Regions from separate parts of the Homo sapiens genome. Here region 2 is linked to region 1. Evidence: read pairs that join two places in POLR2A ChIA-PET (ENCODE). Cell type or tissue: B cell. All regions are shown on one strand. Each heading gives the region's core, and the rest is flanking DNA. Links, peaks and the distances in the headings are about the cores only.

Evidence for each region. ChIA-PET counts read pairs that join two places held together with the same protein. Peaks named below come from ENCODE experiments on the same cell type or tissue, not always from the same donor. Only the 100,000 strongest peaks of a DNase experiment are listed, where the experiment ranks them.
Region 2: POLR2A ChIA-PET joins it to region 1 with 10 read pairs; 2 of 35 experiments call an interaction of 5 or more read pairs at or near these places.

What each region holds. Positions count from the first base shown.
Region 1 is chr12:132,667,948-132,673,282 of GRCh38, forward strand. It overlaps POLE (DNA polymerase epsilon, catalytic subunit), which reads right to left. Exons shown (of 49, transcript NM_006231.4): 14 at 5,217-5,330; 15 at 4,680-4,892; 16 at 4,268-4,375; 17 at 864-992; 18 at 688-790; 19 at 409-555. Among named protein-coding and RNA genes, the nearest start is that of POLE, 17 kb to the right of the region's middle. In B cell, for the core only: no CTCF peak of the experiment used is centred there; no DNase peak of the experiment used is centred there.
Region 2 is chr12:132,259,367-132,265,938 of GRCh38, forward strand. It overlaps GALNT9 (polypeptide N-acetylgalactosaminyltransferase 9), which reads right to left. Exons shown (of 11, transcript NM_001122636.2): 3 at 3,093-3,259; 4 at 1,582-1,756. Among named protein-coding and RNA genes, the nearest start is that of GALNT9-AS1, 13 kb to the right of the region's middle. In B cell, for the core only: no CTCF peak of the experiment used is centred there; a DNase peak (open chromatin) is centred at 3,185.

The DNA of each region.
Region 1 (5,335 bases), core at 1-5,000:
TGGCGCACACCTGTAGTCCCAGCTACTTAGGAGGCTGAGATGGGAGGATTGCCGGTGCCTGGGAGGTTGAGGCTGCAGTGAGCCAAGATCACACCACTGCATTCCAGCCTGGGTGACAGAGTGAGACCTCATTTCAAAAAAAAAAAGAAAGAAATAGGACAGCCCAGGGGTAGGAACAGGCCAAATACCCCAAGACCACAGAGCAGCAGTGTCTAACACTTGCAGATGGGGAAGCAAATAAAGGACCCTGCAGTGAGAGCACAGCTTACAGTGACCTAGAGCAGCTTCTGGTCTGCTGTGACAACACCTCTGGGGCCCCAGCTGGGATGGACCAACGCAGCCCAGTAAGAACAGAAAGTGGGAGCAGGAGCCACATCTTTACAGCCGTGACCATGCCCAGGCACTCACCCGCCAGCCTTCTCTTCTCGTATTTCGCCTGTTCCTCGCGGGACAGTTCATGAAAGGCCCGAGCTGGCCCCTCTGGGAACAAGGGGGGGAACTTCTCTGACTCCAGCTGGTGCTGGATCCGATGGTATTCGCTGCGACTGGCTGGCACTGGGAAGGAGGCAATGGGGGCAAGTTCAAAAGGAGGCACAGACACACCGGCTTCCCACCAAGTGGAGAAAGGCGGCCGACACTCACCCACCCGTTTCCCACCGAGTGCCCACCCAGGCGGCCGACACTCACTGAACTCGCCCCTCCACTGCCAGGCCATCTTCCGCTGGCAGTTTGCTCCAGGCTTATTGAAGTCACAGGCAGCACAGGTGGCTTCGTCCACCATGGCAGAGGGCTGGGAGGGGTGAGAAAGCACTTAGGGCTGGGCAGAGAGAGCTCCGACTCTGACACGGGAAGTAAAGTCTCACCTGCAGGCGGTTGGTCAGGATGATGTTGGGGTACATGGCCCCCACGTCCAGGTGGTAGATGAGTGGACACTCGATGCGGCTGGGAACGTCCTTCAGGGAGGCAAGCTTGCTCTTAATCTCATCACACACCTGCAGAGAAAGCGAAACTCAGTAGAGGCTGGTGACCAAGCTTGCCTCGTGTGCAGTTCACCAACCCCTTTTAGACATTCAGGAGAGGAAAAAGCTGAAAAATATATAAATAGAGCAAAAACTAGCCAGAAGAAAAAAGTTAAGAAGGGTTGCCATCATTTCTATGAAATACATTAAATTTGGTGGAGTCATTAGAAAATTACTTGAACACTAAACTCTCCTTAGTATTAAAAAAAATCCTTAGGCCAGGTGCAGTGGTTCATGCTTGTAATCCTAGCACTTTCGGAGACCGAGGCCAGAGGATCACTTGAGCCCAGGAGTTCGAGACCAGCCTGAGCAACACAGTGGGACCCCCGTCTCTATAAAAAATAAAAAATTAGCCGTGTGTGGCGGTGGCACCTGTAGTCCCAGCTACTCGGAACGCTGGGGTGGAAGAATCGCTTGAGCCCGTGAGGTCAAGGCTGTAGTGAGCCCAGATTGCACCACTGCACTCCAGCCTGGGCAACAGAGCCAGATCCTGTTTCAGAAAAAAAAAAAGAAAAAGAAAAATCCTTAAAACCCTCCAAAGTAGTAAAAATAGAAAACACACCTAAAATTTTAAGAAAAAAGTGATTACAAGGAATAACATCTATTCCATAGAACAGGAAATACCACAACAGTAACACCTATTGTTTCTACTTGAATTACAGATAAACGAATCAGCCGGGGAAGAGCCTCCACTGCACCCTTCTCTGCCCAGTAACGGCGTGTTCTGAAAGGCTGTCCAGTCAAGAAGGGGAGGATGGGCTGGGACAAGTGAATGGCCAAGTTTCCATGGTGGGGACACCACCTGGACATGCCCCACGTGGCTGTGAGCCCCTGCTGACATCCCCCCAGCCACCCTCCGCCCAACAGGTGACCCTTCAGGGACACAAAGGCGATCCTGGGCTTCCCTTTCAAGGGCACTTGCGAGGACTTAGGAATCGCTAACAGGACAATGTCATCTACAGAGCTCCCTTCCTCACTCACCAGGGAGCCTGGCGTCCTCACATCTACAGAGCTCTCTTCCTCACTCACCAGGGAGCCTGGCATCCTCACATCTACCACACCTCCAGCCTCACTCTACCTGCCCATCTCACTGTTTCTTAAAGACTTTAAATATCTGCTTCTAGGTCGGGCGCGGTGGCTCACGCCTGTAATCCCAGCACTTTGGGAGGCCAAGCGGGCAGATCAGCTGAGGTCGGGAGTTCGAGACCAGCCTGGCCAACATGGAGAAACCCTGTCTCTACTAAAAATACAAAAAAAAAATTACCCAGGCGTGGTGGCAAGCGCCTGTTATCCCAGCTACTCAGGAGGCTGAGGCAGGAGAATCTCTTGAACCCAGGAGGCAGAGGTTGTGGTGAGCCGAGATCATGCCATTGCACTCCAGCCTGGGCAACAAGAGTGAAACTCTGTCTCAGATTCTGAGACGTCTCGCCACCACGCCTGGGTAATTTTTTTTTGTATTTTTAGTAGAGACGGGGTTTCTCCATGTTGGCCAGGCTGGTCTCAAACTCCTGACCTCAGGTGATCCACCCGCCTCAGCCTCCCAAAATGCTGGGATTCCAGGCTGCCCAGGCTGGAGTGTAGTGGAGCGATCTCGGCTCACTGCAAGCTCCGCCTCCCGGGTTCTTGCTATTCTCCTGCCTCAGCCTCCCGAGTAGCTGGGACTACAGGTGCCCGCCACCACGCCCGGCTAATTTTTTTATATTTTTTTAGTAGAGACGGGGTTTCACCGTGTTAGCCAGGATGGTCTCAATCTCCTGACCTCGTGATCCACCTCGGCCTCCCAAAGTGCTGGAATTACAGGCGTGAGCCACCGTGCCCGGCCATGGCCGACATTCTTTAACTCCTATTTGTTATTCAGACAAGGCTCTCTTCCTGATCGGTTCATAAGAGTTCCCTGAAGTATAATAATGGATGTGGCTGACAATAGCCAAACAGTGCTTCACAGCTTGCCAAGAGTGTACACATATTCTTGTTTAAATTTTGACTAGTGAATCTATTACAAGATGTTTCTTGAGGGCAGGCACAGTGGCTCACACCTGTAATCCCAGCACTTTGGGAGGCTGAGGTGGGCAGATCACTTACAGTCAGGAGTTCGAAAGCAGCCTGGCCAACGTGGTGAAACCTCATCTCTACTAAAAATACAAAAATTGGCCAGGCATGGTGGTGGGCACCTGTAATCCCAGCTACTCAGGAGGCTGAGACAGGAGAATCGCTTGAACCCAGGAGGCAAAGGTTGCAGTAAGCCGAGATCATGCCATTGCACTCCAGTGTGGGTGACAGAGCAAGACTCCGTCTCAAAAAAAAAAAAAAAAAAAAAAAAAGTTTCTTGGCATCAATGTGAAAACTGTTAAAAACTCTAAACCAGCAACCTCACTGAACATGATGTAGTGCTGCACAGTGCCTGACATAAAGACCTGAGATAGGCCAGGCGCGGTGCCTCACACCTGTAATCCCAGCACTTTGGGAGGCCAAGGCAGGCGGATCACAAGGTCAGGAGTTCAAGATCAGACTGGACAACATGGTGAAACCCTGTCTCTACTAAAAATACAAAAACTAGCCAGGTGTGGTGGCGGATGCCTGTAATCCCAGCTACTGGGGAGCCTGAGGCAGGAGAATTGCTTGAACCCGGGAGGCAGAGGTTGCAGTGAGCCAAACTCATGCCATTGCACTCCAGCCCAGGCCAACAACAGCGAGACTCCATCTCAAAAAGGGAAAAAAAAAAAAAAAAAAAAAAAAGACCTGAGATGTGCCATGTCCTGAGGAACAGGGATCAGAGAAGAACTGGTGTCTCCCTCTCCAGTCACATAACACACTTTGTAAGTGTGCTTTCTAACCATTATGTAAACAGATTTTACAGTCACTAATCCTGTCATTTGTAGGAATTTACTGTCATTTTTAAGTCTCAACAACAAAAAGTAAATAAAATTTAAAACCTCCAATGGCTCCCCAGTGCCTATAAAATAAAGTCCTAATGCTTTAAAACAGGACACGGGATACATCCCACCAGGACCCACCTTCCATGTTACTGCATTTCAGGAGCAGCTCACACCCCACCTCTCATGAAGCCCTCCGACCTTGTGACAGCATCACACGTCACAACCATGACTGCCCTGTCCCACCAGAGACCCTGTGTCATCCGTCCACAGCACCACACGCAGCAGGTGCACAATAAACGTGCTGCTGAAAGACGTGGTCTGTGAAGAAGGCGCCAAACACAGACTGGCTCTTCCTGCCTCCCTGATGGTTACCTCTTCAAAGTTGGTGACTTGCTCCACAGGCACTTTCTCCTCTTCCTCAAGGGCGTGGCGCAAGGTCTTCTCAACCCGCTGCAGCAGGAAGTCAAAGGCGGCAGGATTCTAGCACAACAGTGAGACGACGGGGTCAGAGGGGAAACACACCCACACTAGCCTGCCTCAGGTTTGACGCTGTGGCTGCACGTGGCAGGTTGTGCCCGAGAAAGCTCCGGAAGGACTCATGTGCACAATCTGCAGTGCACTGCCCTAAAGAAGCCCCCGGGGGGTGCTGGGCCAGAGAAGCCACACCCGGTGAGGGGCCGTGGGACAGGATGGGGAGAAGGGGCTTTATTTCAGCCCCTGCAGCTTCTGGGTCCTACCACAGCACAAGAGTGGGAAGAATCTGAATCCCAGGGAAGAAGCACACCATCCTAAACCGGCAAGGGATATCGCTGCGGAAAACCCCAGACTCGAGGGCCTCCACGTGGCCCCCGACGTAGGTCTCAGAGTCCAGCACGTGTCCGTCGTCCGTCAGCTTATTGAACTCCTGCTCTTGCTTGTTGGGGAAGATGATGTTGGCGTGGAAGGCCTGCACCATCAGCAAGGCCTCACACAGAGTGCCAGAGCCCTTCCGCAGCACCTGCAAGAGAAACCAAGGCTTCCAGCCAAAAGCAACACCAAAGGCCCTGACTTGCAGGCAAAGTCCAGGAACCTAAGCTGAACTTCAGTGTGAAAGGAGAGAAAACCTCGTGGTAAATGGCTGCAAATTCTGCCTCCTGTGGTTTCTTCCTCACACCAGGGCCAGAGAATTCCCAAAGGACATCCCTGACGTCACACACCAGAATTCTACTGCCGCCTCTGGTGCCAGCACTCCTGGGACATCCACCTCCATTCAGCTCCAGTGCATTTGGAATGGGGCAAGGGCTGAGGAGGCCAGGGTGCCGACAGGACAGATAATGCTCACCTCGTCGGGCTCCATGGGAATAATGGTGCACAGAGCAAAGATGAATGGGTGGACGTACTTCATGTACAGGTAGTAAGTGGCGACAGCATCTGACACAGAATACGTGGCCAGAGTCTGAG
Region 2 (6,572 bases), core at 977-5,976, 410 kb before region 1:
CAACGTGTGCGACTGCATGGGGTGACATTGTGGGGGGCAGACAGTGGAACACAATTCATGCACAACACGTCAGAAGCTGATAAACATCGAGGGAAAGGAAAGCGCCCTGCGGAGGAGCGAGGAAGGGGAAGGGAGGGCACAGGGCAGAGGAGGCAGCGTCTTGTCAGAACAGCGCCGGCTGGGGACTGAGATGCCCCAGGAAAGCCGAGTGTGAGGGGAGAAGCCTGAGAGGTGCCAAGTCCCCACTTGAACCCACTGATGCTGTTATGGAAACCACGGACTTTAAGAAGCCCCAAAACGCCAGGTTCCCCGGGGACCCAGCAGGAGGCCCAAGGTCACATGCAGTGGGGTGTCCCAGCCAATCATGACAGTCCCAGCCTCCGTGTAACACTGAGATCAAACATCAGCTGGCCCTTCCCACCAAGGCCCCCTGCAGTGACAACAGCCCATATTTCCCTGAGTTGAAAAATGAGTCAGGAGAGTTGATATTAAATCTTCAGTTTTTGTTTCTCCAGGAAGTGGGGAAAATGTCCTCCCGGGTCTTCCTTGTGGTTGGGTGGACAGGGGTGGGTCCTGGCCCTGGTGCGGGGAACACCCTGTGCATTGTGGGCGCGGGGCCTGCCTGGGTGCGGGGAACACACCCTGAGCATTGTGGGCGCGGGGCCTGCCTGGGTGCAGGGAACACACCCAGTGCACTATGGACCCCGTAGGTGCCCTCTGTGGGGCTGGCTTTGGGGTTTGCCTGGGGGCATCCTGGACTGCCCCAACTCTAATGACAAGGGTCCTTGCATAAGGCAGGGATGGAGAAACAGACACAGGGAGGGCGTGGGGGTCGGAGGTGGGGGCTGCAGCCCTCAGGAGCTGAGAGAGGTGGGAGGGATCCTTAAGGGCCTGGAGCCTCTGGGGGAAACTCGGCCCTGCCCACACCTTGGAGTCGGGCCCTGCCCACACCTTGGAGTCGGGCTCTGGGCCTCCAGAACGGTGAGGAGGTGAAGTCTTGCTGCTCCGAGCCGCCCAGAAGGGGTTGCTTTGTGCTGGTGGCCCCAGGACCCCATACACAAGGTGACCCCCTCAGCCCAGAAGCTCACTTCCCACGCCCCTTGCACTAGGCTAAGGCCTCGGGGGCACTCGTGGCCATCTCCAGTGACTGAGCAGGGCCTGAGAGGCCGGACTTCTGCACCTTAGCCCCACCCCACCTGATCTGAGGTTCCCACCCCGCGGGGGACACACGGTACCCGAGCCTGCTGGAGTCAGGACAGGGTCACATTCTCCTGGGGCAAGGTGGGCACAGACCAAGCCTCATACACATGCCTGGGAGCTTCTAAGCGCCATGTCCTTGGGTGCGTGCTGGGCCTGCCCTCCCGTGGTTTTGCATTCAGGAGCTGGACACAGAGAGGCCGCAGAGGTAACCGCACAGGTGGACTCAGTGGTGGCTCTCAGTCCCAGATCCTGAAGGCTACGGCGAGTCTCCCAGCCCCGGGGCCAACCCAGCGGCCAGGCTGCAGCCGCACGGCGGCTTAGGAGGGGGATGGTGGAGGGGGACCCGCTGAGACTGGCTGTCCAGCCTGTTCCGGCCCTTACCAGCCCGTGTTGAACTCGACGTGGGCATCAAAGAAGCCGACGACTGGGGCGGTGGCCGCCTTCCAGCCCTGCAGCCGCGCGCGGATCAGTCCTTCCCGCCGGCTGTTGCGGACAATCTTCACGAGGCCTGGGTACCGCTTGTTGACGTACTGGTCCAGATTGAACTTGAGTTCCACTGAGGAGAGACAAGACTTTAGCACGCTGGCAGGTGCTGGCAGGCGCGGGGCCACCAAGACCCAAGGCTGGAAATGCTGCGTGCCGCGTGTGGGATGGGTGTATTGTAAACATTCTCTTAGGACCCACTGAACCACATGTGGTTCAGCGTGGAGGTCACAGAGAGATGAGACCCCAGCCTCATGATGCTGACATTCCAGTGGGAGACACAGCAAATAAGGAAACACACCAGACAGACAGACAGACAGAGAGACAGACAGCAGCCCATGCTGTGGAGACACAGGACTGCAGTCAGCTGTAAAAAACCAAGTCCATGCATGGATGGGTGGACACACAAACGTGGCCTTCCATGCTGGGGGCAGGGTGTCCTGATGGAGCTCCCTGTGGCCAAGGGCAAGACACAGGTAGCCGAGCTGGACTGGATGGTCCTCCCCACACACCACCTTCTCCAGCGAGACAGGGCTCAGGAGGGCAGCCACGCCATTCAGTCCTCTGCACACAGACCCCAGTGTAGACGGTGCTGCTGGGCTAGGGCACTGCTGCAGGCCAGAGCTTGCCCCACAGCCCCATGGCACAGCCTCCTGCCTCCACGAGGGGTCAGGAAGGGGCTCCCCATGTTTTCCTCCATTTCCAGAGGGAGTGTCACGGCTGCAGGCTCTCTGCTCTGCGCCTGGGAAGGGCAGATGGGGGACAGGCCTGGGGCAGTGCAAGATCCTTGTTTGGGGTTTCAAGCCTGTGTGCTACAGGGTGTGAGTAGCACTGCCCTCAGGGGACCTGAAGCTGAGGAGGGTGGCGCTGAGGAACCATGGGGCTTGGGCTCCAGCTGCGAGCTCTGTCCAGCCAAGCTCTGGTGTGAGCCTCTGTGGGCAAGAGAGGTGGGAGGCGTGACTGGCACTCTGGAGAGCTCAGCTCTACTGGCCTCTGTGGAAGGGGGTGGCTGACCCCAACTTCATCTCCACCCGGAGCCTGAGAGGAGAGGAAGCAGGGACTTTGTAGATGTATCCGGTTGAGTATCTTGAGATGAAATCCTCCTGGATTTGGGGTGAGCTCTGTGTCTAGTCTGGGTCCTCATGAGAAGAAGAGAGGATGCAGACACATGGGAGAGGCCGCATAATGGAGGCAGAGAGAGGCACTGGCAGCCACACACTGGGGACAGCACGTACGCAGCCATGACAGAGGCTGGAAGGCAGGAGGGACCCCCATAGGTTTAGAGCCCCTGCGGACAGATGGGGTGCAGTCCTCTGTCGCTCTGCCCCCGGAGGCTCCACCCAACCCCAACTCAACCCAGCCACAGGCAGCCGCCCGGCGAGCACCGTGCCGAGGCCCCGCCCACTCACCGTTGTCACTGTTGTCGTCCACCAGGATGACCTCCTTGAGGAGCTGGGAGGGCGTGTGGTTGACCACGCTGTGCACGGAGCGCAGGATGACCGACAGCGCCTCATTGACGAAGATGAAGACCACGGAGACCTGGGGCAGGTCCTGGGCGTAGCTCATCTGTCTGCACCTGCAGGAAACACGGTTTGGGGTGCGGTCAGGGCGCAGCATGAGGGACCCCGGAAGCCATAGCTCATCTGTCTGCACCTGCAGGAGACACGGTTTGGGGTGCGGTCAGGGCGCAGCATGAGGGACCCCAGGAGCCATAGCTCATCTGTCTGCACCTGCAGGAGACACGGTTTGGGGTGTGGTCAGGGCGCAGCATGAGGGACCCCGGGAGCCAGGTGCACCCTTCGAGGGTCACTGGACAAGGCCTGGACCCTACAACCAGACGCCAAGGGTGTACGGGGGCCAGAGCTGTTCCAGAGAGAAACTAGTAACAGTAACACAGCACTCAGCACACACATGGCCCCTGTGCCCACCCCGTGCTCACAGCGACCCCGAGAGGAGATGAACGTCCCCGTTCCACAGACAGGAGCCTCCCCTGTGGGCCATGAGTGCAGGTGCTTGGATTCCAACCCCAGCCATCAGCTTCAGGAGCACGTTGGGGACGGCGCTGCTGGGCACAGCCGAGGAGCTGGGCACAGCCAAGGAGCCAGCCACCCGCACAGGCAGCCACTTCCCGCCCTGGCTCATAGCTGGTTCCAAGCCTCTGGTGAGAATTTCAAAGGGACAAGGGCTGTGCGCCACCATCATATTTATCTGGGCTGTGGTGCTCAGCCAGGGAGATTTCATCACTCAGAAAAATGCTTTCTGACAAGAAAACGTCACTCCACTCATCTGTAGAGGAAAAAGCTTGGATTGCACAGTTTTCATGAACTTGCAAAATGTGTAAAACAGAAAGTCCTGAGAAAGGAAGTACGTCCTAGGACGGACTGCAGGAGCGGCTGCAGGTTGGAAAGGAGAGGTTTTGGAGTTGGGGTGGTGGGCAGAGGCACTCCCAGAGCCCAGGGGGAGGGGGGCAGGGCTGCTCAGAAAGCCTGTGGCAAGTCCTGTCCCATGGGGTGGCCCCCCTCACCGTCCTCAAGCGCACACCCTGTACCTGTTTGTTCCTGCAGGTCTGTCTCCCCCCGTGACCGGAACGTGAGCGCCCTGACAGCAAGCTCCTTTTCTGTCCCATTGACAGCTCTATACCAAGAACCCAGGCTGTGCCCGGCACACAGCAGGTACTTTATAAACATCTGTGTAATGAGGGGACAAATGAAGACTCAAGGGGCCCCACAGGCACCGGCTGGGCCCGTGAAGTACTCACGCCTGCCCCCTACGCCTCCTCGGAGCAGTGGAGGAAGCTGCTGGCCTCTGGGGGACAGTGGTGGACTCCACCCTTCTTTCTCCCTCCATCACTAGGTCAGGAGGCGTCTCGGGCCTGGCTGCGGGGCCACATGCACCTGTGCTGAAGAACTTGCAAGCAGCAAGGACAAGTGATTTATGGCGTGACCGTTCCCGGGGGCCTCCAGCCTCTTCAGACTTTACGAGGGCAGGTGGGGGCAGAGAATCCCTGTCACCTACAGCACTCATTCTCAATGACCTCTCATTTGATTTAGAATCCATGTTCGGTACCCACTTCTTGCCCCAGAATATCGACGGCCTTTTATTGATGGATCTCAGCGGCCACTCGCTTTATAAACAAGCCGCCTGCATGGAACAGAAGGCCTCCCTGCAAGCTCATGGCACAGGTTTGAGAGATGGACGCAGAGGCCCCCGGGACGCTGGCCACGCGGAGAAGCGTGTGAGGAGCCCAGGAGCGATCAGGGCAACAGAACCTTCCAGATGCATCCTCTGCTCTCCGCTCAGCAGCAACATGAAGAAGCCGAGCCGGGATGGCCTAAGCAGGAAGGGGGCTGGTGGCTCATCCGTAGGAAAAGTCCAGGTGTGTTTGGTTTCGGGCCCGGCTTGGTCGGGGGTCAAAACTTGTCAGTGGGACACAGGCTTCTGCCTGCCTCTCTTGGCTCCAGCCTTCTGGCTTGAGTTTAATCTCAGGAAGGCCTGTCCGCATGGCCGGAGGCCGTGTCCGCGTGGCCGGAGGCTGTGTCCCCGCAGGTCCAAACCTTCCAGGGGTTTGAGTCCAGGGCAGCAAACCCACCTGTCTTCCCAGGACACGCAGGAAAAGCATCCCTGTGTCTGCTGGGCTCTGATTGGGTGACGTGCTCTTCCCTGAACCAATCGCTGTGGCCAGAGGAAATAGGGCACTCAGATTGGCTTATGCTCCACCGCGTCATGCTGGACTCAGGGCCTGGCAGGTGCGGCTCCTAGAAGTGGGGCCCGTGGATGCTGGACCAGCCGTCAGCAGATGTTCCTGACAGGGAGCAGCGCCAGGGTCCGATCCAGGTTCGAGCCCAGGCGCCCACAGGCGAGACCGACAGCCATTGGGAGCCTCAGTCTCCGGCACAATGAGGATCCCAACCGCGTCCGCCTCGCAGGTCGTACGAGGGAGATCCTGCCAGGTCGTTTCCACACGCGCGGAGTTGAAGCGTTTTTATTTAACTCCCTGTCGCCCACCTGCTGGCAAATGGAAGACAATGAAGACCAGGATGACTCTTCCAAATCTCGCTTTTCTGCAAGGCTCAACCCAGCCCCAAGAAAAAGATAAAGGAGCGCAAAGATTTTCCAACAAGTCCCAAATGCCCATCAATGAGGAAGGCAAGTCGCTCACCCCGAAGTTCAGCCCCCAGCCTTGTCCTCCTGCGCTCCTGCTGGGGATGAGGGAGAGGCCACGGGGAGAAAATGACGGCTGGACCGGTCCTCCCCGTGGAAGCCTTTCCTTCCGTGGTGGGCTGAACGGTGTCCTCCTCCCGCGACCCAAGACACAGTGTCAGCAGGACATGGGCCTCTGTCTCCGATCTCGGAAACACATCTTCTGGCCCGGGTTTAATCTCAGAAGGGCCTGTCCTCATGTGACTTATTGCAACTAGGATCTTTGCAGATGTAATTGAGTTAGGGATCCTGAGATGAGCTTGAGGCAGGATCGGTAGGATGAGGAGGCCACACTGACGTCCTTGTTCCCTGTGTGAAGCCCCCGGGCCCCTTTTGCAGCAGGCTTCGCAAGGTAAGCAGCCCCACAGGACACCAGCCGACAGCCGGATGCTTACAAGTTCCTGATGCCCGGTACAGGCCCGGGAAAGACAATGAAGATACCTTATTCCTGATGTAGCTTCCCCAATCTCCAGCCAGTCAGCACCCAAAGCCCACCAAGCTCTTAGCCACACATTCCTGCCTCGGAGGGGCCAGGGGCTTCTCCAGGACACTGTACACACAGTTACACTCCAAGTTCAGCTCATTTTAATAGTAAGAGACACACCCCCAGGTGAGGATTCTATATGTAATGATACATGCAGTGTGTGTTGGAGCATGTAGGTACTGAGCATGTGTGCCAACCACAGGCC